Regions from separate parts of the Mus musculus genome. Here region 1 is linked to region 2. The links are chromatin loops, found by intact Hi-C in ENCODE. Cell type or tissue: heart. All regions are shown on one strand. Each heading gives the region's core, and the rest is flanking DNA. Links, peaks and the distances in the headings are about the cores only.

Evidence for each region. A loop is a pair of places that touch in the nucleus more often than their neighbours do. Peaks named below come from ENCODE experiments on the same cell type or tissue, not always from the same donor. Only the 100,000 strongest peaks of a DNase experiment are listed, where the experiment ranks them.
Region 1: it touches region 2 in a loop (2.5-fold over the local background); 2 of 42 quality-filtered maps call a loop at or near these places.

The regions. Positions count from the first base shown.
Region 1 is chr19:45,355,649-45,370,886 of GRCm38, forward strand. It overlaps Btrc (beta-transducin repeat containing protein), which reads left to right and starts at 8,086. Exons shown (of 15, transcript NM_001037758.2): 1 at 8,086-8,238. The coding sequence starts at 8,191. In heart, for the core only: a CTCF peak has its summit at 8,476 (motif pointing left); a DNase peak (open chromatin) is centred at 8,053; H3K4me3 peaks cover 2,123 bases; H3K27ac peaks cover 1,625 bases.
Region 2 is chr19:45,215,440-45,230,677 of GRCm38, forward strand. No RefSeq gene overlaps it. Among named protein-coding and RNA genes, the nearest start is that of Lbx1, 14 kb to the right of the region's middle. In heart, for the core only: CTCF peaks have their summits at 5,266 (motif pointing right), 5,886 (motif pointing right) and 7,117 (motif pointing right); DNase peaks (open chromatin) are centred at 5,292 and 5,892; H3K4me3 peaks cover 2,045 bases; H3K27me3 peaks cover 6,493 bases.

The DNA of each region.
Region 1 (15,238 bases), core at 4,006-12,005, 140 kb after region 2:
GACCTTGGTCACTTTCTCTGAACAAGTGACAATTTTAAGAAAGTGATGCCAGGCCTTTCTACACAGGAAAAGGATGTATGTGGGAGAGAGCTTGGCTCGCAGGGAGCTGTTTTTTTTTTCTTCCTGATTACCATTTTGCAGAACTTTAATCTAGAATCTCTGGTTGTCTTAAAGGACATGATGTCACTCGAGTTGCCAGTGCGCTACTATCTACCAGGGCCTCGTCACTACTCCCCTGGAGAAAGCTGGAATGTGTGGCTGCTGAATGGAATAGTCTGTAGTCTCTTTATCTCTGCATCGCCATCTGCTCTGTCCCCCTTAGACATACCTTCTTTAGCTTCTTCTCTTTTCCCCATTCCCTCAAGAGCCTGAGATTGTCTTCATTCTGCAGGGTCCCTGGTGACTGCATGAATACAGCTTACATTACGCACAGCTTCCTGTGCCCTGTACAGCTTACACGCACTACCCCAATCAATAATACTTACCTAAGGCTGAGTTTCTGCCAAGGATGAAGGCTTGGCCTGTGATCTCAACACTTGGGAAGCTGAACACAGAGGGTTGTTTTGGGTTGAAACCTGCCTGTATCTTATAGCAAATTCCAGGTTAGTCTGGGCTACAGAGTGAGATCCTGTCTCAAGGATAAAACTGCTAAGTTATTGATTGGTTGTCATCGAAAAACAGCAACATGATTGGCAATGACAGATCTGTCTCTTTTTGTTGTTGTTGCTGTTGTTTTGTTTTCGTCTTTTGGACTTTGGGTGTTTTGTTTTTGTTTTGTTGTTTTTTGAGACAGGGTCTCTCCATGTAGTCCTGGCTGTCTTTGAACTTGCTATGAAGACCAGGACAGTCTAAAACTCACAGAGATCTGCCTGGCTCTGCCTCTAGAACACTGAGATTAAAGGTGTGTATCCCACACTCAAGCTGAGGTCAGTCTCTTGGTCCACACCTGTAGCACGTTCCCTCCTTGTTTGACCATCTGGGGCTCTCTTACCATCCTTGCCTTTGTTTAAATCTCTTTATTTGGCTTTCAAGATGTTCACCTTATTTCCTCCTATTTCTCTAGCCTCACCTTGTACTTTGCCTGATGGGGCTTCTCTGCTCCCAGTGTTTCCCATTCCTATCCTCCCCTTCTGTTGGTCATTTGCAGGGCTGGATGGCATCATTCCCCCTCCATATGTATTCATGCTCAAGATTCTTTGTTTGTTTGTTTGTTTGTTTGTTTGTTTGTTTGTTTTTTGAGACAGGGTTTCTCTGTGTAGCCTTGGCTGTCCTGGAACTCACTCGGTAGACCTCGAACTCAGAAATCCGCCTCTGCCTCCCAAGTGCTGGGATTAAAGGCACGTGCCACCACGCCCAGCTCTTTCAAGATTTTTTTGTTTGTTTTGCCTAATAATAGAGCCTCAGACTCACAAGCCAAGGTTAGCCTGATAATCATGTCTCTACCTTCTGAGAGCTGGGATTGTAGGTGTTCATTGTCATGCACAGCTTCAAGGTTCAATTCAACTATTCTTTTTTTTTTTTTTTTTTTTTTGGTTTTTCCGAGACAGGGTTTCTCTGTGTAGCCCTGGCTGTCCTGGAACTCACTTTGTAGACCAGGCTGGCCTCAAACTCAGCAATCCGCCTGCCTCTGCCTCCAGAGTGCTGGGATTAAAGGCGTGCGCCACCACACCTGGCTCAATTCAACTATTCTTAAAAACAAAAAAGCCGGGTGTGGTGTGTGTGTGTGTGTGTGTGTGTGTGTGTGTGTGTGTGTATATATATATATATATATATATATATATAGAGAGAGAGAGAGAGAGAGAGAGAGAGAGAGCAGTAACTTAGGAACAAGATGGCGGTGGATGAGGGACCCATACAAGAGAAGTAATTAAGTAATTGGTGTGGAATAGAAAGACATTTGATGGACTGGTGACATCCAAATACTGAGATCAAGGAACACTGGCATCTTCAGTAGGTAGTTAGAGGACTACAGAATGTCCAGCAGGATCTAGGGTTCTCCTGATAGAAGACCATTTTCTGATAAAGTGATGTCTAAATATTTCTTTCTTTCAAGACTATGTAGCCCCGGCTGTTCTGGAAGTCACTAGGTTAAACAGATTGGCCCCTTGTCTTCCTAGAGGTGAGTGCTGCGCTAAAGGTATGCATAGCCAAGCACAGTACTTGCTCTAGATTGAATTTATTTTTATTTTATAAATGTATGAGTGTTTCCCTGAACATATGTCTGGATTACAGATGATTGTTAATAGCCATGTTGTGCTGGGAACCAAATGCAGGTCCTCTGGAAGAGAAGCCAGAGCTCTTAATCGGCTAAGCTATCTTCATCCTCATAATTTGTTTTTAAACTTTCATTGGTTTATGTGTTCCAGAGGTCATGGGAAGAAACCCTGAGTGGCCTAGGATTTACATGATTTCTCTCTGTCTTCCATGTGCTAGGATTATAGGTGTGTGTCACTCTGCCTTTTCTTTCTCTCTCTGTGTGTAGTGTAGTGTCTGCCTGTGCGCAGGTGTGGTGTTTCCACTCCTTTGTGCATGCTGATGGAGAAGCCAGAGGTCTTGTAAGCATCTGCAGAGGAAGCCAAGCATCTTCCTCTAGTGTTCTCCACCTTTTTTGTTACTGCCTGCTTATGTATGTATGTATTTATTTATTTATTCGAGACAGGGTCTCACTCTGTAGCTCTGGCTGACCTGGAGCTTACTATGTAGGTAGACCCAGGTGGTCTCAGTATCAGAGATTTGACTCGAGTGCTTTCTTTTAATTTTGTTTGTTTGTTTGTTTGTTTTGTCTTGTCTTTTGAGACAGGGCTTTTCTATGTAGTCTCCTCCTTTTTGACCCCAAACTTATTTCTAGCATTGGCAAGATGACCCTGGCTCCTGCTTCTACCTCCTGAGTATCAGAATAACAAGCAGTATACCACCATGCCTGGTATTGGCCTCTGACATCTGGAAACTCTAAAATGTACACAATTGTGAGTTGAGTGTAACTCAGCTTTGGGGCACTTGCTTAGAATGCCTGAGGAGCTAAGTTTGCTTTTCAGCACTGTCATCCAGACAGACAAACATGTAAAGTACACATCCGTGTAACTGAAAAGAATAAATGTTGAAAAAAATAAGCACTCTTCGGGAGTGGTGGTACACGCCTTTAACCTCCACACTCGGGAGACAGAGGCAGGTGGATCCCTGAGTTCGAGGCCAGCCTGATCTGCAGAGTAAGTTCTGTACTTAAACTGAAGAGAAAATCTAGGGAAGGGAAAGGGTTGTTCCAAGGAGACAGTGGTCAGGGCCTCAGGCTATATCAGATTCCAGGAATACAAGTGGACTTTTGTGGGAATAAAGAAAGGGTTTATTAGTTGAGGAGGAGATTAAAACATTTGCATAAAAATTTCACAAGGGGTGAGGGTAAAAATATTTGAATTCCTTATCCTAAACAAAAATGTTATAGTATTTGGTAGAAAAGACTCATACTTATTTCGGAATGCCAGGAACCTCTCTCTTGGTTGGATGAGTCCCTGGGCAATCTGAACAGCTAATTTCAGCTCAAAGACAGAGCCAAGAAGTGTATTTGGTGTATATTTGATGTACCCTGATGAATATCATCTAAAGTCCTCTTCTTTTTCTGCTCTCCACCCCCAACCCCTGACCCCAGCCTTGGCAGTTGGCTTCCCAATAAGCCTTTCTTTCTACCTATGGAATAGCTTGGCGGATTCACTGTATGAGATTCTGTCTAAAAGAAACAAGCGATAAGTGAACCTTTTGAAAGAGGATTGGAGCTGGGTGGTGGTAGTGCATAACTTCATCCCAGCACTTGGGAGGCAGAGGCAGAGAGAGAGAGGCAGAGAGGCAGAGAGAGAGGCAGAGAGAGAGAGGGGCAGAGAGAGAGAGAGAGGCAGAGAGAGAGGCAGAGAAAGAGAGAGGCAGAGAGAGAGAGAGAGAGAGGCAGGCAGGTGTTTGAGCCAGCCTGGTCTAAAGAGTAAGTTTCTGAACAGCTAGGGCTACACAGAGAAACTGTCTGGGAAAACAAAATAAACAACAACAAACAAATAAACAGGAAGATGGAAAAAGGATGGGAAAAGTTTGGCTAATTACAACCTATTAGTCAATAGAAGGGTGAGCTAGAAGTAGGTCTCTTGTTCTTTTCTTCGGTTGGAGGGAGTGAATTTAGGGACTGATACATACTAAGAATTAGTCTCCTCAGGTCTCTTTCCTCTGATCCAAAGAATTTGCCTAAACTGGTTGGCTATGAGGGGCTACATCAAGGCAAGTCTCACAAAAAAACAGGGTTTCTCTGTGTAGCCCTGGCTGTTCTGAAACTCACTCTGTAGACCAGGCTGGCCTTGAACTCAGAAATCTGCCTGCCTCTGTCTCCCAAGTGCTGGGATTAAAGGTGTGCCTGGTTGTCTTTGTGTTTTAATACCTGTGATTACAGCTTTTTTGAGGCCAAAGCAGGGAGATTCCAAGTTCAGTCAGAATGGAGATAAATCACAAGACTTGGGGCTGGCGGGATGGCTCAGCGGTAAAGAGCACTGACTGCTCTTCCGAAGGTCCTGAGTTCAAATCCCAGCAACCACATGGTGGCTCACAACCATCCATAATGAGATCTGACGCCCTCTTCTGGTGCATCTGAAGACAGCTACAGTCTACTAATGAATAATAATAAATAAATATTAAAAAAAAATCACAAGACTGCCTCAAAGAAGAAAAGATAGCAGGGTGTGGTGCATGTCTTTCCAAGGCGGCCTGGTCTACAAAGCAAGTTCCAGATAGCCAGAGAAAGAAAGGAACAACAAAAGTGTTATTTTGAAAGAGGAGAGGAGAATTCTGACCCAAATCATCATGGCCAAATTAGTTAAAGCAAGTTTTTTTGAATTCATGAATAAATGATTTGGGTCAGAAGTCTCTCTCCTCTCATCTTTCAAAATAACACTTTGCTTGTTTGTTTGTTTATCTCTGTGTAGCCCTGGCTGTCCTGGAACTTGCTTTGTAGATGAGGCTGCCTTGGAAAGGCATGCACCACACCCTGCTATCTTTAGCCTCCCCCTAAGGTGGAGTTCTAGAGGTCAGTTTTGGTTGTGGGAAAGATAAGGCTTTTATAGCTCAAGGTTAGGGAGTTTCCAAATGGGGGATTTAGCTAGTAAATAGGCAGGGTTACAGATGAAGAACATAACAAGGTGGTCCTTACAAGGTGATTCTAACAAGAGCTGTTAACAGACTGTCTGTCCTGGAACTCCATTTGTAGACCAGGCTGGCCTAGAACTCACTAGAGACCTACCTGCCTCTGCCTTCTCAGTGCTGGGATTAAAGATGCCTGGATATAATAACTTTGAAACAAAGGTAGGGTGGTCATAACAATTTTGAAACAAAGACATGGTTGCCATTTTCTGGAATAGGCAGTACAGAACCACTTGTGGTTAAAATTACAGGTGGAGCATAGCCCAATCCTAGAGAAACAGTCACAAACAGGAATGGACCCAATTTGTCTTTAGTACAAAATGCCTTTTAAGTCTGAAATGGAGGCAGGTTGGTTCATCAAAATGTTCTCAATTTGGATTTATCGATTTAACATGAAAGGTGATTCTTGGTTTTGTTTGTTTTTGAGAAAATGCCATGTGGTTCAAACTGGTCCCAAATTCCTGATCCTGGGTTCTGGGATTACAAGTATACACCTCCAAACCTAGCTGTAAATAGCCAATTTTAACAAAGATTACCCCCCCCCCCATTTTTTTTGGCCAGCCCCTGACAGTTTCCTTTGAATTCATATGTACATGAGTGTTTTAGCTAATGGAGCTGATAAACCAAACCTCTTGGTTAGCAGGTGATAGTGGTGCATACCTTACATTCAAGCACTCCGAAGGGGGGAATCTCTGATTTTGAGGCCAACCTGGTCTACGGAACAAGTTCCTGAGCTACAGCTTCCCAGTTTGCTTTACCAGCTCTCACTTTCTACGTGAGTGGCCAGAGAAAGCTGCAGACCCACTGACAACCCTTCTTTGTTGTTTTGCTTTTTTTTTTTTTTTAAATAGGGTTTCTCTGTGTAGCCATGATTGTCTTGGAACTTGCTCTGTAGATCAGGCTGGCCTTGAACTCAGAGATCTGCCTTCCTCTACCTCCAGAGTGCTAGGATTAAAGTTGTGTGCCATAATGCCTGGTTTATTAGAAGTTATTAATGTAAAATTTCTAGTGATGGGCATAAAGTGATGGTGACAGCAGCTGTGACCAACGTTGCTACTTTTTAAAATACAGACTTCCATTTGTAGCCTAGGCTAGTGTGGAACTCAACTATGCAGATCAGGTGAGTGTTGAACTCTGCAGCATCAGCTCCAGACTAATTGGTCTTCCTTTAACCTGTAGAGTGAGTATATTTGCCTTCTGCCAAAACTAAGTTGGTCTAGTGAGATGGCTCAGTGGGTAAAGGCATTTGCCACCAAATCTAATTATCTAAATTTGATCCCTGGGACTTACATTATGGAAGAAGAGTAATAACTTTTTGTTTGTTTGAGTCCTGGTTTCACTATGTAGCTCGGGCTGTCTTGGAACTTCCTATGTAGACCTTGTGAACCTCGAACTCACCAGCTGCCCCCTTATCTCCACAAGCCAAGTGCACCTACGTATACACAAAATAAATAAAAAAGTAAAAAAAAAAAACCAACAAAACAAACAAACAAACAAACCCAGAAAACACCAACCAACCAACCAGAAAAAGAAAGAACAACAGAAACCTAACCAAAATTTGTTGTATTATTCCTAAGTACCATTCTCTCTTGGCCAATGATGTTCTCCTAATTAAAGATCTACTCCAGGTGAGGCACAGTAGTGGCTGTGGGTCATCATGTGGGTGCTGGAAATTGAACCCAGGTTCATTGCAAGAGTAGCAACTGCTCTTAACCACTGAGCCCATATACCCCAGCTTTTTATGTGGGTGCTAGAAACTTGAACTCAGGTCCTTGTCCTTTCATGGGAAGCACTCTTATCTACTGAGCCATCTCCCCAGCCCCATCTTGTCCCTCTCTTTTCTTTTGTATTTTTCAAGACAGGGTTTCTCAGTGTAGACTTTGCTGTCCTGGAACTTGCTCTGTAGACAAGACTAGCCTCAAACTCACTACATCAACCTGCCTCTGCCTTTGCCTCCTAAGTGTTGGGACTAAAAGCATGTGCCACCACACCTGGCCCATTTCTGGCTTTTTTTTTTTTTTTTTGGTTTTTTGAGACAGGGTTTCTCTGTATAGCCCTGGCTGTCCTGGAACTTACTCTGTAGACCAGGCTGGCCTTGAACTCAGAAATCCTCCTGTCTCTGCCTCCCGAGTGCTGGGATTAGAGGCGTGCGCCACCATGCCCGGCTCCCATTTCTGGCTTTTTATGGCCAAAGACACTACTTATAGATTTCACTTGCTTGATAGTCATTGAATTTCATTTATGTAACACAGGACTTTGATCTCAGGGTTAGCAATGGTAGTTCATACTTTCTGAGCGCTAAACTCAAGGTTTCCTGGAGTGAGTTCTATCTGTCCCTGGCTTGCTTGGGGAGAGAAAAGGCTCTTCTGAAAAAAAAGAGGCAATAATAGCTTAGGATGTTATCGGAATCTTGCATTGATGTTGAGGCTGCTGTTACATGCACACTTGGCTCAAGTCTCTAGGTCTCAATCTTTCTGCAGATGCCAGATGTATGAACTTTAGGAGGGTCTGGTTTTCTAAAATCACAATTAGGGAGAACCAAGGACCCTGAGTTCTCTATTTTCCTAGTATTTGGAATACAGAGGAAGCGCTAGTCGCCATCTTGCTATCAAATGCCAGGCAAGGAGCCACTGGCGTCGTTTGGTAACCACGGTGACACTCCGGCTTTGCCTTCTTAGAGACTGGAAACTACAATTCCCATCAGCCGACTTCCCCTCCGGGCTCTCGAGTGCTCTACATTTGGCTTGCACACAGCCGCGACTCTACGCAGTGACCCGTGGGAGTTGCTGTTCGCCGCGTAGCCTTGCCTTTTGCCGCTGGAGCCTCCAGAACTACAAGTCCCGTGAGGCAGCGGAGTGCGCACGCGCAGAGCCGCGGTCCTCCTCGGGCCCCCTGCCAGTGCCAGGAGGTAAAAAGAGAGGGCGGGGGAAGGAAGAGGAGGCGGGATCCGGACGCTGCGTTGGCTGCGGCCTGGCACGAAAGGGGCGGCCCCGGCGGAGAGCAGACCCAGTAGTCCGGGCGATTATGGACCCGGCAGAGGCGGTGCTGCAGGAGAAAGCGCTTAAGTTTATGGTGAGGAGATGGGTGCGGGCAGGGGACTAGTGGAGGCGGCTGCGTTGGCGTGTCGCTGAGCTTAGGCCAGGGTCACCCGCTCACCGCAGGAGGGGGCAGTGGGACTGGGGGCCAAGGCCAGTGGCGAGGCGGAGGGAGGGACTGGACCTGAGCTTGGGGGAGGGTGCAGGAGGGTACAGAGGGGACCCTGGGGTGGGGGCAGCAGCTCCGCCATCTTGTGGAAGAGAGGCCAAGTGACAGCGGGAGCTCATTCGAGGTGGGGGCTCCTGGCGGCGCGCGGGGCCCCAGAGGGAAAGGGGCGTGGGGACAGTTACTGAAGAGCGGAGGAACCCGGGTGGAGAGACGCCTGTGGACGCTGGCAGGGGCCTTCCCGGTGTCAGGGTTACGGGTAAGGCCTGGGAGAGGAGGTGCACTCAGGAGTGGGGAATAGTGGAGATAGGATAATGGCAAGACAGACACTGGGGGCAGGGGGAAACTGGGCAGGGCTGGAAACTGATGGCTGTAACGGCGAAAGTGGGAAAACCATGGCTGGGAGGCAAGTATTTTTGTAGGATGGGCTGAGAAGATAGCCTTTGCCTAAGGGCTAAGGGTGGAATCCCAGTTAGCTCTACTAATGTTGGCAAACTCTGGAAGAGGCCTCATTTAAGAAGATAAGGACTCAGACCTAGGGCTATGGTGACAGTTCCTGGGAGAGAAAGACAGTGTTGATTGTGAGCTAGAATTACAAATATCAGAAAGGAGATACGTGCTCTGTTTTGAAGGAGAGGGTCAAAATTATTTGTGGTAAGGACAAAGCGATGAAAGAAATGTAGTTACAGGTGAGTGGGGACAAGGTTAATAACCAATAAGAGAAATCAAAACAAAACTTGGGCCTTCAGTGGTGAGGTAGTAAAAAGTGGGGGAAGCCAGGTGCTGTATTGCTTTCTGTGAGAAGAAAGTCCTTGGAGAAATGAGATGTGAGGAAATTTCAGAGGAAGGATGTAGGGAGTAGAGAAAGTGAGATAAGTCGGGATTGGTGGTTGCCCGTGAGTTTTAGGTTGTAGTACAGAGTGAGTATTGCATTTTTAGGGTCTGTGTCAACCCCTTAGGCCCTGTTTCTGTAACTTTGTATGGTGGTTCTCCTTTGCTGTGCTTGTCTTTGGCAACCTTGACCAGTCTGATATTTGATGCTTTTAATCTGATGCTTTCTTGTATAGCCTAGGTGTAAACCAGCCTCTAGTTACATCTAAAGAAGGATGGATGCATAGATTTTTTTTTTAAGCTTAACAGGTGGTCTTAGGGATAATGCATTATTTTCAATCAAGTCTTGTGGTTTTTTGTTTATTTGTTTGTTTGTTTTTGTTTTTTTTCAGAAGTAATTGTAACCCATCTTTCAAATAGCATTCCTTGGTTGAATAGTTTTTTTGTGCCTTTGCCTAAAATGCCATAACAAATTTGATAAACATAGATACTAACTTAGTTGAAATTAGGTTTTAAATTGTCCCATTCATATTTATAGAAGCTGGTCAAATTTAACTTTTTATTTTGGGGACTGGAGAGGCTGCTCAGCAGTTAAGACCATTGCTGCTCTTCTAGAGGATGAAGGCTTGATTCCCAGCACCCACATGGCTACTCACAGTGGTTTAACTCCAGTCCACCCTCTTCTGGACTCCCCCCCCACCCCCCCACCATGTACACAGGTGAACAGGTGATGCACAGACATACATGCAGACAAAACATCCATACACGTAAAATAAATAAATAAATAAATAAATAAATAAATAAAGTGTATTAAAAAGATAAAATTTTAGCTGGGCTGTGGTGGCTTGGGAACAACACTTGGGAAGCAGAGGCAAGACTGATTTCTGAGTTCAAGGCCAGCCTTGTCTAGAGTACCAGCTCCAGGTAGTATGAGCTCTGGGACAGCAGAACTACATAGAGAACTTCTGTCTCTAAAAGCCAAACAACAAAAACATTACTTTGTATCCGTACCTTCAGAAACACAAGTTTGTCATTCACAAAATTCTATTGAGCCAAAAGACATTTCTTGAATTTCTGTCCTGTGTTGACCTTCTAAAATATTGAGACCCCAGGTCTGGAATTGTGGCTTGTACCTTATTCTCCAGTACTTAAGAAGTGGAGTCAGGCTGGGGAAGGTGGCCTACATCTGGACTGGTAGGTGGATCTCAGTTTGAGTCTAGCTTGGTCTACATAGTGAGTTCTAGGATAGCTAAAGGCACATAGTAAGAACCTGTCTGAAAAACACAAAAAAGAAAAGGAAGAGGAGGAGAGGAGGAGGAAGAGAACAAGCAGGAGGATGGTGAGGAAGAGGCAGGAGTATTGGCCAGGTGAAAGCCAGCTTGGGCTACATACGGAATTATACCCTGTGTCAACAGACCATAAACAAACAAAAAAACCAAACAAGCTAGCTAGGTGTGGTGGTGAATGTCTGTAATCCTAGCACTGGGCGGAAGGGTCAGGAGTTAAGTCTGCCAGGGCTACTTGAGACCCTGTTTACAAACAAGCAAATGAGCAGAGACCTTGAAATCTTGGGGGAGAGGATGGGAGTAAGTCAGTACTGCTTTTATGCCCTCAGCCAGCTTCCAGTTGTAAGTCAGAAAAGTGCTCAGTTTTGTTTTCCGGTTTCGAGGGTTGGCTCTGAAGAGGAACCTGCCATTTAATTAGATTTATGGAATAATGAGACTTAGCAATCATAAAGAGACATTGTGAGATCACCCCGTACTGCTGCCTGTGATCCTTAGCCTAGGAACGTTCTGAACTCCCTCAGCTCTGCTTTGTGAGTTAGGTGTTGACAGTGCCCGACTCTGAGGTGGCTAAGTACTAGTTTGTAGTTTTGAGGGCACCACACATGAATGAAAGTTGAGTCAGTCACAGGGAGAAGCTAAGTTTTCCTTTACATTTGGCTACTTTCTCTTTTGGCCTTGCCTGCCGTTGTGGCTGCTTTTTGAGAAAAGGCCACAACTGGGAGAGTGGCCAAGAAGGACACCTCAGTAAGAGAGGTCGAGACGGAGGGTTCCAATTCTCTTTCGGCTCAGCCACACCCTTATTATGAATCTGAGTAAGTCACAGCTTCCCCTCGGGTACCATGTACCCCACTATATGGTGTCTTTCCGTTCAGAGTCAAATTTAAGGTAGAGAAGGTATTTTATTTGAGCTTGCATCAAGCAATTAATGCACTACTCTGTACTCACAGTGGAAGGTTATCCTTTAGTCAAACTGAAAATTTTAGTTGCTAATAACAAGCTTGATAATTTTTTAAACTTTTTTTTCTTTCTTGACACAGGGTTTCTCTGTGTAGCCCTGGTTATCCTAGGACTCTCTATGTAGACCAGGCTGGCCTCTGTCTCCTAAGCACTGGGATTAAAGTTGTATGCCGCCACATCCAGCTTCGGTTTAAAGAATATGATGTAAAATTTATTGAGAAAGCCATCATGCAATGGAATGCTTCATGAGTTTAATTAATATCACATGAACATTGTACTTATTTTTAAACAATGGATTGTTCTTAATGTTACTACAAATTTCAAGTAGACCATTCACATGGTTTTGCCCTCTGATACTTGGGAAGGGTAGTGCAAGCTGAATCTTTAACTTCTGAAAGCAGATTAGTGAGAAGAAAGCAGTAGTTTGCACAAACCATTCTGCACCGCTGATCTCTCTCATCCAGCATTAGCAGGTACGGAGGGACCGTTTCTTAGTCCACAAGAGTGAGAACCTCAGAAAAGATACGGGCTGGAAGATGGCCTCAGCAGCCAAACGAAATTGATGGGGAGGAGCTAGGCCTCCTCAGCACAATGTACTAAGGAAGAAAAGGTGTGCTTGGTCTAAGAAACAGGAGAAATGCCGGGCGGTGGAGGCGCACACCTTTAATCCCAGCACTCGGGAGGCAGAGGCAGGCGGATTTCTGAGTTCGAGGCCAGCCTGGGCTACACAGAGAAACCCTGTCTCGAAAAAAAAAAAAAACAAAAAAAAAAAAAGAAAGAAACAGGAGAAATGTATTCCTTCCCAGCCAGTCTCAAGATCAAGCAGGAAAATAATTTTAAGATTTAAAAAAATATATTTTATGTATATGTATGTTTTGTATGCATGCGCATCTATCTGCATACCAGAAGAGGTCATCCGATTCCATGAGGCTACAGTTACAGATGGTTGTGAGCCACCATGTGGGTACTGGGAATTGAACTCAGGACCTCTGAAAGAGTAGCCAGTGCTCCTAACTGTTGAGCCATCTCCCTGGCCCCAAGATGTGTTGTTTGTTTTGCTCCTTTATTTTTATTTTCTTTTTCAAGACGGGTTTTCTCTGTACTCTTGGATGTTCTGGAACTCACTCTGTAGACCAGGCCGGCCCCAAACGTATCCAGCTGCCTCTGCCTCCCAAGTGCTGGGATTAAGGGCATATATACCACTACATCCTGGCTAAGACACTTTTTTTTTTAAATAGCTAGTAAGCAAAATAGCATGACAAGGTGAACATTGCTGAATATAACAACACATAACTGTATTCCTAACATGTAGGAGGCAGAGATGGGAGCATCCTCGGGTTGAGGCTAAGCTTAGTTCAGATAAGGTTGAGAGCCTGCTTTTTATTGTATGAACATTTAAATATGGTGCTTTGTTGTACTCCAATGAGGATTCCAGGAAATAAGAGGCAGAAACTGCCCAATGCTCTTGTGCTGGATTTGAAATTCAAGATAAGAAAAAAAATGAGACCATCTCTAATGTCATCGTGTTTGAGTCCAGTCAAGGTTAATCTAAAATCAGGGCTGGTGGGCATGGGGAGAACGTGTACCTGCTGGATGGGAAGAATAGCATTAATGCACAGGAAGGAAGAATTCCTGGACGCCGTCCTCTGTAATCTGCTGCCTTAAATGCTCTTTTAGTTGGGTGTGCAGGCTGCATGTATGAATGGGACCAGCTGACTTTGTGAGTGATATTGCAGAACGCTTGGGTTCACATCTTTGTCTGATGTGAACGTCTCAAAAAACTAATAGGATCTCCTTCGCTAGGTGCTTCTAAGCTGAGTAGAAACGATACTGAGCGAATTAATACAATTTAGTAACTTTTTTTTATTTTGTGTGTTTCTGAGGTCCGCTCCAGATGCCTTCCTCAGGAGCCATTCAGCTTGCTTCTTGAATTTAGATTCTCTGGAGCATGGGGCTCACTTAGCCTAGTGAGTGAGTGAGGAGGAGTGGCTTGCGAGTGGGGGTGGCAGTGTCCTGGAATCTGTCCTCCCGTGTTCCCCCCCCCCCCCCCCCCCCGGCACTGGGATGACAAGAGTGGACCAGAGTGCCCAGTCCTTAAGCCTACACAGCAATCACTTACCACTGAGCTGTCTTCCTGGCCTCAGCCTTCCTTGACTTATCTGAGAAACAGATGTTTAAAGTATATAAAAACAAAATTGTATCAAACAAAATCATTCTGTTTGTTATAGGTGCTTTCTGACTAGCCCCAGTAGCCTGGAACTCACAGTGTAGCTCAGGTTGGCTTTCAGCCCAGGTGGTACTCCTTGTCTCAGCTTCCAGAGTATTGGTGTCACGACAAGTGCCAGCCACCATGCATGCCCAATAAATCTCCAGACATTTCTACAAAGGATTTTCTTTAAATCAGTGAGATTGATTGCTGGCTGAGTGGTTTACATTTGAAACGAGCTCTGTTTGCCACTTTCTCTGCATCCTTTTCGTATTGGTTTTTTACTGAGACAGGATCTCCCTGTGTTGTCCAAAATACTCTCAAGTTCTTAGACTCAAGTGATCCCGCTTAAGGGTCATGGATGGAGCTACAGGCTCTTGGTACCACCCTTACCTTCCCATTTTAAATTAGTTTCTTTCCTGGATTCTCTTATCTAAATATCAGGATATGAAATTATAATGTACTTTTTTTTTGTTTTGTTTTTTGTTTTTTGGGTTTTTTTTTTGAGACAGGGTTTCTCTGTGTAGCCCTGGCTGTCCTGGAATTCACTCTGTAGACCAGGCTGGCCTCTAACTCAGAAATCTGCCTGCCCCTGCCTCCCAAGTGCTGGGATTAAACCTTTACTGTTTAAATGATAATTCTTTGTGTTCGTAATAGATGAATGAGTGGCAGTGCATTGCCAGGCTGGACTTGGTGTTAATGTAGGTACTGAGGAGGGTGAGGCAGTAGAATCCTCCTGTGGATTATAGGGTGAGTTAAAGGCCAGCGTGGGTGACTTAGTGAGGGCTTATTACAATGAAAACTGAAAAGAAGGGATGGATAGGCGTTGTCTAATGTGCTAGGAACCTGAGTTCAATTCCTAGCGCCTGAAGAATATGAAGAAAAAGAAGTGGATTATTAAATATAAAAGTAAAAAAATGTTATTTTGAATATTTGTTAGGAATTTTTATTGCCAAATTATTGAGCTTCCAGAAGAGATCATTTGCTATCTCTTATGTTTAAACCCTGAAGAAAGGAAGCAGGTAAGAGATTTTTTTTTTTTCTCTGCTGAGGGGAGACAGGACATTATGCAAAAATCTTGATCATATATAGATAAAGCCCTTTGTCAGTAGCACTCAAACACCTTTGAGATGTAGCTCAAAGTAGATAGTTTGTTTAGCATGCACAGGCTCTGGGTTTGATACCCAGCTCTGGAAAACCAAAATCAGCAGCAACAACTAATGGCCCAAAGTCTTCGTGCTCAGGATGCCTTACAGTCTTACCTGTTTCCTAGGGACACTGTGTTGTAGAGCAGAAGTCCTGTCTTCATATGAGGATCTGTTGAAGGTGAAATAGAAACTATTTACCCAAGTTTAACTTTTTTTTTAAAGATTTATTTATTATTATACTGTAGCTGACTTCAGACGCACCAGAACAGGGTGTCAGATCTCATTACGGGTGGTTGTGGGCCACCATGCGGTTGCTGGGATTTGAACTCGGGACCTTTGAAAGAGCAGTCACCGCTCTTAACCGCTGAGCCATCTCGCCAGCCCGAAGTTGAACATCTTAATAATAGCATTGTCAATGAGAAGAAATGTGAAAACTAGAGATC
Region 2 (15,238 bases), core at 2,503-10,502:
AAAAAAAAAAAAAAAGAAGCTTCAGACTTCCAAGCAGGCTGGAGACCCGCAGCTCTCCAGGAGAATTTGGGCTTCTAATAACTTGCTGTCTGGACGTTTGTATGGGTAGAATCCAGGTTTATAGAGGTTAGGGCTGAGGAGACGAGGCCTGTGTCTCACCTCCTTCTCCTGTGGCAAATTCCTCTTTATTGCCATTCCTCCCTCCCTCACATCCTTCCCCTGCTAGAGTTTGAGGAGGGAGACAGGAAATTCCCACACCCCACAACTGCTTCTCTTCCCACAGCCTCCTGAAGGAGGGCAACTACTTGGGTCCCCAGCTTCTCCCCTCCTTCTTGTAGATTAACTTTTTATCCAACCACGGGGCTTCCACACAGCCTCAACCACAACCACCAGTTGTCCTGAGAGGGACAAGGGGCCAGGTAATCCAGGCTCACTCTCAGGCTGAACTACAAACACGGGTATACGTGGTCCCCGGAGTTTAAAAATAAAGTCAATGTATTTTGTTTGCTTTCATAGAAGATGGAGATGAAAAGAGAGACTGTGCCCTTGGCCTCTCCCAGGTCAGAGGCACCATTACTCTGCTAAAGAGAGATGTCACCACCCACAACACTATGTATGTTCCTCCCAACTCTGATCTAGGTAGAGGGATTTTAGGAGCTACTTGGAACTTACAGCTGTTTAAAAACACAGCCAGCCACAGGGTAAGGTGAGCTCAGGCGATGTCCTTCCTACATTATATTGTAAAGTGAATGGATTTGCTCCCCTTTGGCCAGGGTCCCCATTACCAGGGCCATCATTACTGTCCTTGGGCCCTCAGGTCCTCAGCTTACATCAGTGATCATTCATCAAAGGAAGGAAACCTTTGACCTCTATCAGCGTGGGGGACTGGGTGAACCAGACTGGACGGCACTGGCTCAGTGGAGTAGCCTTGTCTGTGCTTCTCCTAGGACCTTGGGGGTGCCTGAATGATGACGACAGTGTCTGAACCTGGGACGTTGCGTCCACTGTCCCTGCCTGGAGATCCCCGAGCGCCCCCTAGTGTTACTTTTAAGTCTTCATCTGAGGATCAGCGTGGACCACAAGAAGTGAGGGGCCATCAGGAGCTAGAGTGATCACTTTGAACTTGCTGATGGGAGTTACCATATGCCTCTATATAACAATGACCGCCCTGACCAACTGTGCTGAATAAATGTATGAGGCTGAGGGACTTAATTTAGCTAACAGGCACGACTCAGTCACTATACCACCCCCACTTTAAGGAAAGGGACCTGAAACACAGAGAGGTTGGGTAATTTCCATATGGTCATCATGGACAGGATTTACAACTAGGTGTTCAGGGTTCAAGAGTCTGTGGGGTTCCTTTAAATATTCATTTTATTTTTACGTACCTTGGTGTTTTGCCTGCGTATATGTCAGTATGAAAATGTTGGGAACCGCGGGATACCCTGAATCTCCTGGACAGTTGTGAGCTGCCATGTGGGGGCTGGAACTTGAACCTGGATTCTCTAGAAGAGTAACCAGTACTCTTAACCACTGAGCCATCTCTCCAGCCACAGAGCCTGTGATATTAATAATGAAAATGATAGAACAGAGATCTGTATACTGTATCATCAAGGGGAGCAGACGCCTAACCCAGGAAGCTTTTGAATTTGTTATAGCAGCTTGGATGTACCTTAGCATGGCCTCAGGGGCAGAGAGTTCCCAATTAGGCCTACTTGTTTTCTGTTTGGGTTGTATAGGGTTTTTGTTTTTGTTTTTGTTTTGGGGGTGGTGGTTTGTGTTTGTTTGTTTGTTTGTTTGTTTCCAAGACAGGGTTTCTCTGTATAGCCCTGGCTGTCCTGGAACTCACTTTGTAGACCAGGCTGGCCTCGAACTCAGAAATCCGCCTGCCTCTGCCTCCCAAGTGCTGGGATTAAAGGCGCCACCACTGCCCAGCAGGCTGTATGTTTTTTTAAGCCAGAAAAAGATGCCATGGTGGTGGTGCACACCTTTAATCCCAGCACTGGGGAGGCAGAGGCAGGTAGATCTCTGAGTTTGAGGCCAGCCTGGTGGTGTACAGAGCCAGGTCCAGAACTACAGAGAAACTCTGTCTTGAAACAGTCAAATCAATCAATCAATCAATCAATCAATCAATCAATCCAGAAAGTGTCTATCATAGTTGGCTTATCAGCCATTGAAACTTCTGTGCATAACCATGACTGTCACTGTCTCTGTTCTCCATCGTGGGCACAAGCCCTCCCGATGCCAGGACCCACTTGCTTCAACCCAGTGAAAACAGGGCCTTCACTGCTATCCTGGAGGACAGCGTTCTGTGTATTTAAACTCTCATCCCAACAGTTTCCCTCACAGGGATCAGATCAATTTCTCTCATGGGTTCAATGGGCTGTGAAGAAAAGGAGGCCCTAGATGGGTGAGGTACCCACACATGCCCACGTAGGGAGGTGAGGGTATGGACCTGCCCGTACTCTCACCTCGGCAGTGCCTGCTCTGTCCCCAGAGATCACTATTCAGACCCAGAGGCTGGGGCTTCTCAATATCCTGCATGTGGAGAGGATTTTTCTTGAACCTGAAGAGTGACACCGAATTGTGCTTTTTGCAAAGCATTATGGGGACATCAGCTTGTTCAACCCTCAGAGCCTACTTTTTAGGTATCAGTTGCTGTTCTGTCTCACAGATGAACTGAGGCTCAAGTTGGGCACTATGACACCGGACAATAATCCCAGCACTAGGGAGACTGAAGCAGAAAGAGTGTGGTTTGGAGGCCAGCCTGGGCTACATAGCAAGACCCTGTTTCTAAGCAAGAGCAAGAAATGAATCTGAGGCTCAGAGAGGAAAAACTGGGTGGCAGTGGGGCTTGCAGACTTAAACCTAGGTTCTGGTTCACAATAGCAGAGTGGATTTCCTCATATTCCACACTGGGTGGGGAGGAGAGAGGGGTTCTGCAGCCCACGGTTGTGGATAAGTAATGGGAGAGCAGGCTTTTGTGACCAGCATCCCTAGGAATCAAAAGTGAGTGAGTTTCCTTAGAAAATGGCCAAGAATGAATTAAAGGGGCAGAGGTCCAGAAATGTATTTCACGTAGCCAGACAGAAAACTTTCCATGTTTAAAATGAGGCAAAACTGGGCTGGAGAGATGGCTCAGAGGAACACTGACTTCTCTTCCAAAAATCCTGAGTTCAAATCCCAGCAACCACATGGTGGCTCACAACCATCTGAAGTGAGATCTGAAGTCCTCTCTTCTGGTGTGTCTGAAGACAGCTACAGTGTACTAATAAATAAATAAATAAATAAATAAATAAATAAATAAATAAAGTAATAAATAAATAAAGTAATAAAGTAATAAAGTAATAAATAAAGTAATAATAAATAAATCTTTTTTTAAAAAAAACTGAGGCAAAACTAGTTACTACTAATCTTAAGGAAATAAACATGGATGACCAAAAAAGTTAGCAGAAGGAACAGGGTGAGCTTTTGTAGATACCTCGAAGGAACTCACAAACTTTTCAAAAACTCCCTCTTAAACCTGAGAAGAAAGCGCAGTCTCTTGGCAGCACCGTGAAAGCCAGCTAAGTCTCCAGCCCCGTTTTGCCTCGTTTTAAACCTGGAAGTTGACCAAGCTTCTAGAGCAATGGCTCAGTTGTAACATATCAATGTATCACATTCCTCCCAAAGATCAACAAGTTGAATGTTTCATAAAAGTAACTTTAAAGAATTGGAAAGTGTCTATGTGTCATGACCCAAGTGATTAATCTTGGAATTAGGGAGGCAGAGAGGCAGGTGGATCTCTGAGAGTTCAAGGCCAGCCAGGGATACATAGAGAGCCTCTGTCTAAAAGAAAACCCAAACAAAATAGGATTGGGAAATGGGTAAAGAAGGAAACAGTCTCCACACTAGGGACATTTCTCAGGTGTTCCCAGTGATCTCTTTCCATGGCTCTGCAGTGGGGTCCTGGAATCCAAATTTTCTGCAGTTCAGATTAGCATGTGGCTGGCCCTGGCAGCTGACTGTCTGCAGCTCCTCCATGGGGGTAGTGCAGGGACGTGGTGTGTCCTGGTTCCAGGCACTGACTCCAAAGGCACCAGGATGTCTGTACCATGGAAATGCACCAAGGGCCCCAAGAAGGGGGCAATGTGGGGCGCACAGGGGTCCCCTCATTGTTCTTGCTGCTTAAGGCCTGGGGCTCAGGATTTTTTTTTTTAAAGATTTATTTATTTATTATATGTAAGTACACTGTAGCTGTCTTCAGACACTCCAGAAGAGGGCATCAGATCTCATTACGGGTGGTTGTGAGCCACCATGTGGTTGCTGGGATTTGAACTTCGGACCTTCGGAAGAGCAGTCGGGTGCTCTTACCCACTGAGCCATCTCACCAGCCCAGGGGCTCAGGATTCTTATTTCTACTGCCTAAGAGGACCTCAAGAGCCCAATAGACTGGCTTATTCTGAGCTTCACCCATGGGACCCGGCTCTGAACAAAGTGAACGGGACTGAAGTGACCTGGACCAGAGCTCTGGGATCTACATGGAGCAACAGCCTCTGTGGAAGGTTGTCAGATCATTTTAGGTCACAGAGGGACTTGGAAGCTCAGTGCTGCTTCTGTCACAGGCATGCCACTGCTGTCTTCCGTCTCCAGTAAGGACAGGCCCTAAGAAAAGGACATAGACCCACAGTGGCCTTAGTGCTACTTCATCCTTTATGTGCCCTGGGCATCCTGCCCTCCACGGAGCCCTTGCACCTCCTAATGCCCAGACCTGGAGAATATCCTGAAGTATAGTGAAGCTGATGGGACCTTGAAGAGGGTAGCTGTGCCTGGACATGGAGGGAGTATCAGTAGACGGTGGCAGTCTGGACTAGGGTAGGAGAGTATGTGGCCTAAGGGTTACTGAATACATACATACATACACTTATACATACATACATACATACATACACATATGCATGCATACATAATACACATGTGGATGCATACATACATGCATCTATACATGCATAATTGACCAAAAAAACTTGTGCATATTCACAGTGTTAGTTAGCTATGATATGTGGGAAGAAATTCCTAATCTTTCCCACCTTGCTGGCACACTGTCAGTTGGGGGGTAGTTGGGCCAGCCACAGGAAGAAAAAGAGATACGATTGATGCAAAATTGGTGTGGAGCTCTGAGCCATTGCTTCCCTGTGAAGACTCATAAAGCCTGCGAAAACTTCTCTTTCTGTTTGGAAAAAAGTCCTCCTTCCTGAAGCAGATCTGAAAATTCACTGCCTTGCAGCGCACTGGCCCGAGCAGTGTCACATCACGACCAGCAGAGGGAGCTCTTGTCTAACCTTTCCCAGGCAAAGGCGGGACCCAGTATGCGGATTTGAGGAGTCAGAGGGGTCTTTGTTACCAGTGAGGGGATGAGGACAGAAAGAGCGAATCTAGGGTAAGAGTAAGGATGATTAACGACTACGAACTTTCCCTTTGGGTGTACAACCTCAGGAAGAAGTTGCCTTTTCCCTCAGCCCAAGAAAGACCTAGCCTTTGTTGTTCTCATTTTTGTGGGGTGGTTGTTGTTGTTGTTGTTGTTGTTTGTTGATTTACTATCCAAAAGCCGAGACATCGGGTAGACCCCCAGCTCTATCCAATACCCAGTCCTGAAAGTGCGTTTCCCACATCTGCAGGTTCCAAAGGAAGGCCCGCAGCAGTATTTTGTTATTCCTAGCTGCGTCGCCTCCTAAGCCTCCTAACGTGCTGGGAAGGGACAGTAACACTTTTTGAAGCGAAGGCTTTTTGATTTGAGCTTAAAGCGGCTACTGCATGGGGTTTGGGGTTTCAGATCCGGCATCAGAAAGAAGTGGGTGAAGGGTGCTTGCTGCTGAGTGTCGCCACAAGTGCCGCTAGGTGGCACTCAAAGCCCGCGACATGGAGAAGCGCGGGCTTTTAAAGGGGCGGGGCTGGAATGACTTTGAAACCCCAAAGAAACAGAAGTCAGGGTCCGAGGACGCTGCTCACAGAAACATAAGGACAGCCTGCGTACATCAAGGACTGGGAAGCAGCCTTCGTTCACCAAGGGCTTTCACTGGAGAGATGAACGGGGGCGAGAGGTATGCGAGTGCTCAAAGACTAGAGACGAGAGCCCCAGCATTCCCTTAGGGCTGGGATGGACTTTGGTCTCAGTCTGTCATCAGACCACCAGCCGGCCCCTGGCAAAAGAATTCTTCGGAATCTAGACTTTGGAAAGGGAGGAAATGCTCACACCACCTGCTTTCTGCAGACTCTGGGTCTGTGGCAGCAGCTTTTCTGAGCTCGCCTGCCCCTTGCTACTAGAGGTAGGGAGGTGAGAACCCGGGACTCTCCCAATCCCTGGGTTTCCTTCTTTGCACTTCCTTTGCATATCCTCAGCCTTTCCCACCCCAAGCTAGAATCTGTTCCAAACTTAGAAAAAAAAAAATGACAATATCCCTCATGCCCTTCAGGATGAGAAAACAGACTCTAAATGTCTAGTCCCTCCCAGAGCATCTGAGGGAGCCGGCCATTCTCTTCCTTTCCAGAGTCAATCTCTCATCCCCTCCCACCCCCACCCCATCCCAGGCAGCCTGTAATTGGAAAAACTTTGTCTTGTAACTTGTGTGACCCCTCTCCAGTCTTTTCCATCTTCTGAGGTTTGACCCAAAGCGTCCCCCATCCCTTCCCATTCCTTATTTTGTGATTTCAGTCGGACTTGGGGAAGGAAGACCATCAAAGGTCCCAAAGTAGCCTCGTGGCTAGTTGGGCAAGCATTAATCACATTCATCCATCTAGGAAATTCAAGTCTAAAAGCTGCTGGCGCACAGGTTTAATACAGGGACTCCTTAGGGAGACTGGGATTCACCGGCTTCTCCTCAACTAACAGAGTGAACATGAAAAGAGAAACAAGATTAAAGCAAAGATGCCCAGGATCCCGGCAAGGGGCTTCCCTGGTGGTCCAAGCCCTGCTCTAGGGACCTTAGCAGAAACCCCAGATCCCCAGATCTGAGTTGTTGGGCTTAGGGGAATAATATATCGAGCCTGGAAAGTCTGTTGTCTCTTGGGACTGAAGGTCCTTCCAGCCTCGAACCTGCTTCCCGTAGATTGCCAGCTGCAGGCGCGCAGGGCCTAGCCTCTGCCCAGCAGGTGGCCCAGGAAGCAAGTGAGCGGTTGGGTATCTGTCTCTCCAAGACGTCCCGTCCCACCGCCCTGCAGCTTGGCGCTACTGCCTCCCGGGCCTGGGGGGCGGGGGGGGGGAGGGAGCTGGCCCTGGAAAGGCCCCACCCCCTCCCTGGAGGCCAGAGGTATTAGTGCTGCTTGATCAGACCTCATTTCCTGCGAAAATGGAAACATATCCAGGGTCCTTAATAAAGTGAATGACGAGGCTTCGGGTGTAATTGGGCTTCTGTTTGGTGGCTATTTCCTTAAACTGACAGTGGAAAAAATAAAAGCCCACAGCACCCAGATGTAATTATGCGACTATCAAAAGAACAGGGTATGCCCCCGGGGAGGTGGCACAGATTCTAGCCTTGATGTAGCAGAGGCAGGCATATCTCCGTGAGTTCGAGGACAGCCAGGGCTACTCTGTCGTTTAAAAAGAAGTATATGGTAGATTAGCCTGCTCTTGGTTTATCCGCCTTCTAGGAAACTGGCACAAAAGCTTACCCAGACCAAGGGACTCAGGAGGCCAGAACCTCCACTCCACCTCTGCAACCAAGAGCGCATCTCTCCGACCTTCAGCCTCTGGACCTAGCCTGAGATTCTCCCTGCCGCTGCCATAGGCTCTCCTGGGATCGTTATTTATACGCGGGGGCGGGGGTGGGGGCGAGTGGGTGGGTGGGGGTGGATCTATTCCTTTCCCTCAGAGGAGGAGCACCCTCGAGGGCAAGGGTAGGTAGGGGCTGCCTGGTTGTGATTCCCCAAGACTGCTCCCTAGAGCCTGCGCGCTGGCTGCATATTTCTATGTATAATCCAATTTTTTCCGTGACTATCTAGTTAAACTCTTTAACAACAGCTACATAATTAGAATTTGGATTCCCATTAATTTTCCCTGGGCCTCGAACCATTTGCAGCTCACACTGGTAATTAATGCGATACATCACTAACTTTACCCAGCGCCGGCCAGCCCAACTCTGGTCACTCGGCCCGCACCCGACGCCCCCGCGAGGAGCCCTGACTCCAGACTCGGCTTCCAGAGTGGGGGGCTGAGGGCCTCCCTCCAAAGCCGAATGCCTCGGCCCGCGCACCCAAAGCCTTCTTTCCAGGAAATTTCACAATTAAAAATATTTATCGGGAGCAGATTTACGTTTCTGGGTTTCCAGTCTCGGGGCGTCTGGGTAGGCTATTAAGAGTAATTAGCATCTTTTGCGCATGCAGATTTACTTCGCTCATTGCCACATAACTCATCCCTAAAAGCCGGCGCAGGCGAACACAGGCTCTGCCGCCAGAGCTACAGCCGCCGCCCGGGTTGACTCAGCCCCGCTCGCCTTGCACTGTACAGACTTTCAGTCTCTCTGAGCCATTTGGGTCCCTCCAGGGCCGGGGTAGGCAGTGCCAAGGAGTAAAAGGCTCCCACTCTGGAAATCAGGGACGTTAAAGCGACCCCAGACCAACAGGGGAAGTCCCAAGCTAGGTTGTCCCGGTGCCTGCCTGGACCGCAGGCAGGCATTGTGGCAATGCATGTGTATGCATGAACGATTGGGCTTCTCTATGTGCACGCAAGCGTGAGCGCCGATTTACATGTATGCTGTTGCTAGTGCGTGTTCTTCTGGGCGCGCACGATGTGCGTGGAAAACCACTTGACCCTCACGGCTCCGCGCCCCGCCCAATTTATGTCCAGTCCACTAGTTCCCATTGCTGATCCTAGGCCACTTAGCTAGGACTTCAAGTCTGGGCCTCTGCTTCCTCTTTACAGACCCAGCCTTATCCAGCCAGACCACCTGGAACACTGAGCCTAGCGCAGGCGCTCTGGAGGTGGGAAGAAATTGGGGAGACACACTCTGTTGCGCGAGGGCCAGCCACGTCCTAGAGTACTTTCTAAAGTACTCCACGTCCTAGAGTACCTTCTAAAGATGTACCACAGTAAGCTCAGGCCAGGCCTGGCTCAGTGAAGAGAAGTTATGGAAACCCCTGGGGGTGGGGGTGGGGGCAACAGGAGAAATTGGAGCCCGCTGGGGGCGGGGGGCGGGGTGAGTAGGAAGGGGATGAGGGCTGGGTCCTATAAGGGGCCAAAGTGATATTAGGAGGGCTAAGGACAAGGAAAGTGACTGTGGTTCCCGCACCCTGGTCGAGGCACCCACCCACCCACCCCGGGTTCGCTTCGTTATTAACGCGCTGGGAAGTCCGCAAACCGCCCAACTTTCTTCTCTTTAATGAGCCTAGAAGAAGAGGCTGCCCTGGAGGGGTTTGTTCATTAAAGATGTAGCTGGAGGAATATTGTCTCATTAATTATCTGGTTTTAATTACACTCCTACCCTTTGAATCTGGAGATGGAGAAAGTTGATTTGATGGCACCGCCCCCTTTAGCTTAAAGAGTCAGGCCCAGGGAAGGGAGCAGGAGGGGGCGTAGGGATTATGTGTGCCCAGAAGTGTGTGTGGGATTGTCCTAGATATGTCTGGTGAGACTCTGGCACAAGATGGGGAGGGGGGGCGCTCTATGTCTCAGTTCGTGTATGGATGCAGTCTCTGTGTGTGGATCTGAAAATGTGCGTGTGTCTGAATGTGTGTGACCACGTGTGCCTTCGAGGCTATGTGGACGTGACTTGGATGTCTATGGGTGTTCTCATCCTGTGTGTGGTTCTGTGCGCTGGGGTGTGCATGTGGGTAGCTGAGTGTATCTACACGCAGGCCTGAGAGCGGGTGTCTAAACGAATAAGCATGTGACTGGGTAGTTGTGTCTGCGAATGTCTAAGACAGCGGCTTCCTGCCCATGAGTTCGAGTGACAGTGTCTGGCAGTGTTTCTGAGACTCTGCTGTGCCTGAATGTGCCTTGGATCTGTGAGTGATGTGGGGGGCTTCTGTGACTGAACCGGTCCATGAGGTCTACTGCTCCAAGGACGTTGCTTATTTTCCCAGGGTCCCTAGGGCTAGGGTACCACCTGGAAATCATGGTCCTTTGGGGGGGGCTTAAGGGGGTGTTCCTCCCTGCCTTGTCCCTTGTCAGGCTGGTGTGGCACTAGAGCGGGGGCTGTTTTCCCTTTAAATCGAGGACACTTTGACAGGGGACATTAAGGACCGGCTGCTCAGGCTGAGCAGATCATAAAACCGGACAGGCAATTTCTGCTCCCGCCAAATAGCCGGGCAAACTCGTTCTGCATCTTTGGTTTTAATGCACTAAACTGGCAGCTAAGCAGGGAGCGAGCAAAGGAGGGGGTGGGGAGCCCCCCACATACACCGGCACACACACCGGCACTCACACAAGCGCCCCTTCACACCCTGTGCCCCGTGCCCAGCCCTGACCCCCCCCCCCACTGGCAGAATTATCAACTAGAATTTGATTAATATGCAAATCGCAGGCAAACAGCTCCATATAATTCTTTCAGTGGAGAGTAATTAATCACCAGTTAAAGCAAATTAATACATATATCAATTTTGTCAGAAACATGCTTAGTTCAATCGCCCGTAAAATTGAAGTTTGAAGTATTAAGAGGCTCTGCAGAAACGCCAGGACTAAAACTTTCAAATTGATCCTATTTAGTAATCAATCAGGCTCTCCCCTCAGGTTAATCTGCCTAATTTTTCATCTCAAATCATACACTTTACTGACACGCCATCTAGCAAACAGTCGATAAAAAGTTAACAAAAATGATAACGACTCAAGCCACAGCCATTGTGCAGGGCGGGTGGGCGGCAGGGCGGCTTTGATTGCATTTCCAGGGTGGTTTGGGACTTGGCGTTTTCCTGAGCCAAGAACTGGGAGCTCCCCCAGGCAGAAGCCTCCCTGCCCCACCACCCTGTTCTGTGACTGCAGCCCTCGCAGTGGTTGGGCTCCCTTTAGCACAAACTGGTGGCGTTTCCACCAAAGTCACTCAGACAGCCAGTTCCCTCTCCACTCTGGCTGCCAGAACGTGAGGGAACCTGCCTGTCTGCATCCAGAAACCATGGCCTAAGCCTCTCCCCTTGCTGGTGTGTGTAGAAGGGCGGATAGTAGTGATGTTGTGAATCTGTTCAACATCTAAGGTTTACCTGTTTAATTTTCCCTGTCTTCCCCCCCCCTTTTTTTTTTCTGTTGTTGTTTTGTTTTGCTTTGCTTTTTGGAGACAAGATTTTGCCATGTAGCTCTAGCTGGCCTGAAACTCACTATTGAGCCACAAACTGGCTTCAAACTTGTGACCATTCTTCAGCCTCTGCCTCCCAAGTGAGTGCTGGAATTGCAGGCATAGACACCGTGCCTCCTGTGCGCTTAATTATTGCATATGCTAGTGGCTGTCTGAATTTAGACGGATGTGCTGTGTCATATTCAGTGACACTATGTGTCCAGGAACCCTGTGTCTGTATCACTGGGTGCCTGCCTTGTGTGTGTGTTCATTGTTTCTGGACCGTGTTTGTGGTGCTGTGTGCCTGAGAGGGGGGTGTTTCTGGATTGGCTGGGGGGATGCTTCATCCACTCTACATATACATACGTGTGAGACCTCAGGCAGCTGGGTACATTGGCTCCCCCATGGACATTTAACCTTGAACGCTCTCTCAGCAGATGTAAGAGGCTGCTTCTTCCCACCTAGCTCCTAAGCTGACCCTCTGTACATGGAAGGGGCATGGAGGAGGGGAAAAAAGCCCCTATTGCTTGGCAGAAGGGACTCTCAGCCATGACATCTCCCCACTGCACAGCGCCCCAACCCACAGCATCCTGGATTCCAGAGTCCTGAGACTGCTGGAGGGAGTCAGGAAGCAGTCACTGAGTCAGGGATACCTCTGTCCCTTATACTCAGATGTCATATCTACTCCTAGAGGTAGTTACAACCTGTCATGAACCCCTTTATACACATGGTGACAATGGGTCTCCCCTGGGGCCAAAAATCGAGAGCTCCCCCAGAGAAAGCTCTCTTCCTGCTCGCTCACCGTGCTCTGCTAACACAGCTCTGCTGCTGAGCTCCCTCTCAGCACACCAGAATATTGGCAGAATTTTCATCAAAGTGCTTCTGTCTGGGTCCCAGAACAACAAACAAGTAACCAATTTTCTTCTCCAGAAGTACCCACAACTAGAAACACCTAACTCTCCATTAGGGCAGCCTGCATAAGCAGATATGTCTACAAAACATAGTCACAGCCATACCCAGATCCCAAGATGAGAGCAACTGGTTTGTTTACACCCTGTCCCATCCCACTGACATCTTTGGCCCCTCTGCATAGAAATGTATACAGTGGTCATTTATACTCTTCCTGGTGTGGGCAGAGCTGAGCCCCTTCCAGTGAGTGGTAGGGAACCTGGGCCCATTGAAGCTATACCTCAGGGGTTTCAGTTCAGCCTAGTAATCAAGTTGAATGGGAGGGGGTAAATAAGGAAGCCATTCAGGGGTGGCAGAGACTACCTCCACAACCTTCTCTCAAAGAAGCAGAGCCCACAGTGTGGTGTTCTTCTGTGGCCTCAGCTGCCCTCGGAGTGGAGTAGAGGAGTAGACTCAAACCCCTGGGAAGGTTCTCTAGACCACCAGCTGCTCCCCTGGGGGGGGGGGTGAGCTACCTTCTCTTCAGGCTAGGTACCCTCGGCCTTCCCCCCCCCCCCCATCTTGTGAATGCACATCTACCTGAGTCTGTGTTGGCCTAAAGGTTTAGAGTGCTGGAGTCTGAGTTGTGCCTACTTCAGTTTCTCCAATGCTCTTTCTCCTGGTTCTCTGCTCACACCCCGTGCAACACCCCAGCCGATGCTCACCCGCAGGTCACCCCCAACTCTTTTCCTCCCCTCCGCGCACAGACTGAGGCACACTGAGACAGTTGCACACACGTGTCTACAGTGATTGGTTACTCGGGCCATGGCCGCGCACCCCCAAACACCCCCGGTTGCACAGGCTCCATTTCCATCAATCAGATGCACATGTTCAGTCTCTAGCCACACGCAGGCACACTCAGAAATGCACCCTTGTTGGTCTCTGTGCAGCTCAAACCCCCCCCCACACACACACACCAGCACCAAGTATCTTTCAGGACAGGCAGTTGTATCAAAGAGAAAGAATGGGTAAGAGCCTGGGAGAGCAAAGATGGGACCCCAGGAGAAACTGGTGGTGGGAAGATCCTCTCACCCCCCCACATAACCCACACAAAATCCACACAAAACCCAGGGGCCTCAGTTTTCCTTTCCTTTGGAAGACCCAGTCTATGGCTATATCCTGGGGGCCAGGCACTTAGGCTAGCTCTGCATAGGAATATTCTAGAGATATACCTATTTCCCACACGGCTGCTTACCTGCATCTCAGGCACACCGCTCAGCTCAGCCAGCTTTCCCCACCAGCTCACACCTACCCTGCTCACTATTGTATGTGAGCAGCTGGCCCTACCCACTCTACCCACTCAGGTTCCCTGTCCCCTTCCCTGGTGGCCTTACACTCCTTGACCTCACCTATACTGGCCTCTAATCTGGCTATTCCCTTCACATCTTTGAGGTCCCCTTGTGTCCCCTTCTAAATGTATATGTTTGGGGAGCAAATTTACTTCCAGCACAAAATGTCTCCAGGGTCCCAGGAAAGAGGGGTTGTTTGCTGGGGGTGGGAAGAAAAGCCCGGGTGTCCCTGGGTTCTGGTGTCTGAGAGCCAGCATGGCCGGATGAGTGGACTTTTCTGGACCCGTTGGCTCAAAGGGGTGGGGAGGAGGGGGGTCCCCGCGGCAAGCGGCAGGGGCGGAGGGGAGACGTGCGGCCCCAGCCCGTCCCTTTCAGGGGGGACTCATGCATCAAACTTCAATTTTCCGGACGATTGAATTAGTGATTTTTTTTCTCCTGAACTAAAATACACTTAAGTCTTTGGGATTAATTACCACGTTCTGGTCCCTCAGACTGGAGTATTACTTATCGGAGCTGCGTCTGACACTGGCCCGACACCTCGTAAAATAAGGAACTGCGCCTCCCGGCCTCACCCGGCGCCGACCGTCAGGCCACCGCGCAGGGGAAGGCGGAACCGCAAGGCGCAGAGGAGGCAAGCTCCAGCCGGGTAGCTCGACCTGTCCGCGCACGGAAGGGGCTCCAGTCTGTGAAATCAGTTACGTCCCAGGACTCAACAAGCCTCACCAAGGTCCAGAACTCAACCAAAAAGGGAGAGAGACAAAGCCTCTAATTGTCCTCCCTTGGTCAGCCAGGAACCGAAAGTGGTCTGCACAGGGCTGGGATTCCCAAAGAAATAAATCTGTATTGGTCCCAAGCGATCAAGGAACTCTGGGTGAAGGGCCGAGCCATAAAGAACTTCACCCAGAGTGGGCGTGGGGCCCACAGCTCTACACAGGGTCCATGTCACATTCAGACACGAAGAAACAGATATGCAAAGCCCACACAGCTCGTGCAGAGCCGGGACACTCCTCAGTGTGATAACTGCACACAGCCTCACCCTTAGGCAGGTACCCCGTGAGAGGCTCTTCGGTGAAACCTGGAGTTCAAGGCTCTCTTACGTCATAGGTCTCAGAGGCAAGACCTGGGCCAAGGCCATTTGAGCACCCCTGGGCTACTTGCTGGCTTCAGACTTCATCAGATAACTAAGAAGATGGCAGGCTAGAGTCCCGGCCTCCCTGGATTAAAGCCTTTACCCACACTTAACGTTTTCCCCACTGTCTGATGCTTAACCTAGCCTGGAGGGTGAGCCCCAACCTGCGGTGCTCGGCATGGCTGAAGTCAGGCCTGGATAACCTCACCCTGGCGCGCTTCCGAAGCACAGCGACAAGCGGGGCAGAAGCTCAGAATTCAGCGGAGCCGAGGTGACCGCAGAGTGGCTTCCTTACGTTGATCAGAGTTCCCGCACGTCTAGGGCTCACCGGCTGGGGCTCAGCCTCAGGTGTCCCTCCCCTCCACATGGTCACTCTTTCCTTCAACTGGACTTCCCTGCCAGCCCACAGACACAACGGATCACTTTTGTCTCTCAAGGCCTGAGTCTTAGGCCTCCTCCTCCAAGAAGCCATTTCCACCCATGAGCCCGAAGTTGGGTCTTGGCCTTTTGCAAGCAGCCCTCCCTCATGGTCACCGAGGATTTCCTAACGTTCATCGTTGCTTCCGGGCCTGCAGATTAGATTAGGAGCTTCTTGAGGGCAGCGACCAGCTCTGCTTGCGTTTCAATTTCCCTAG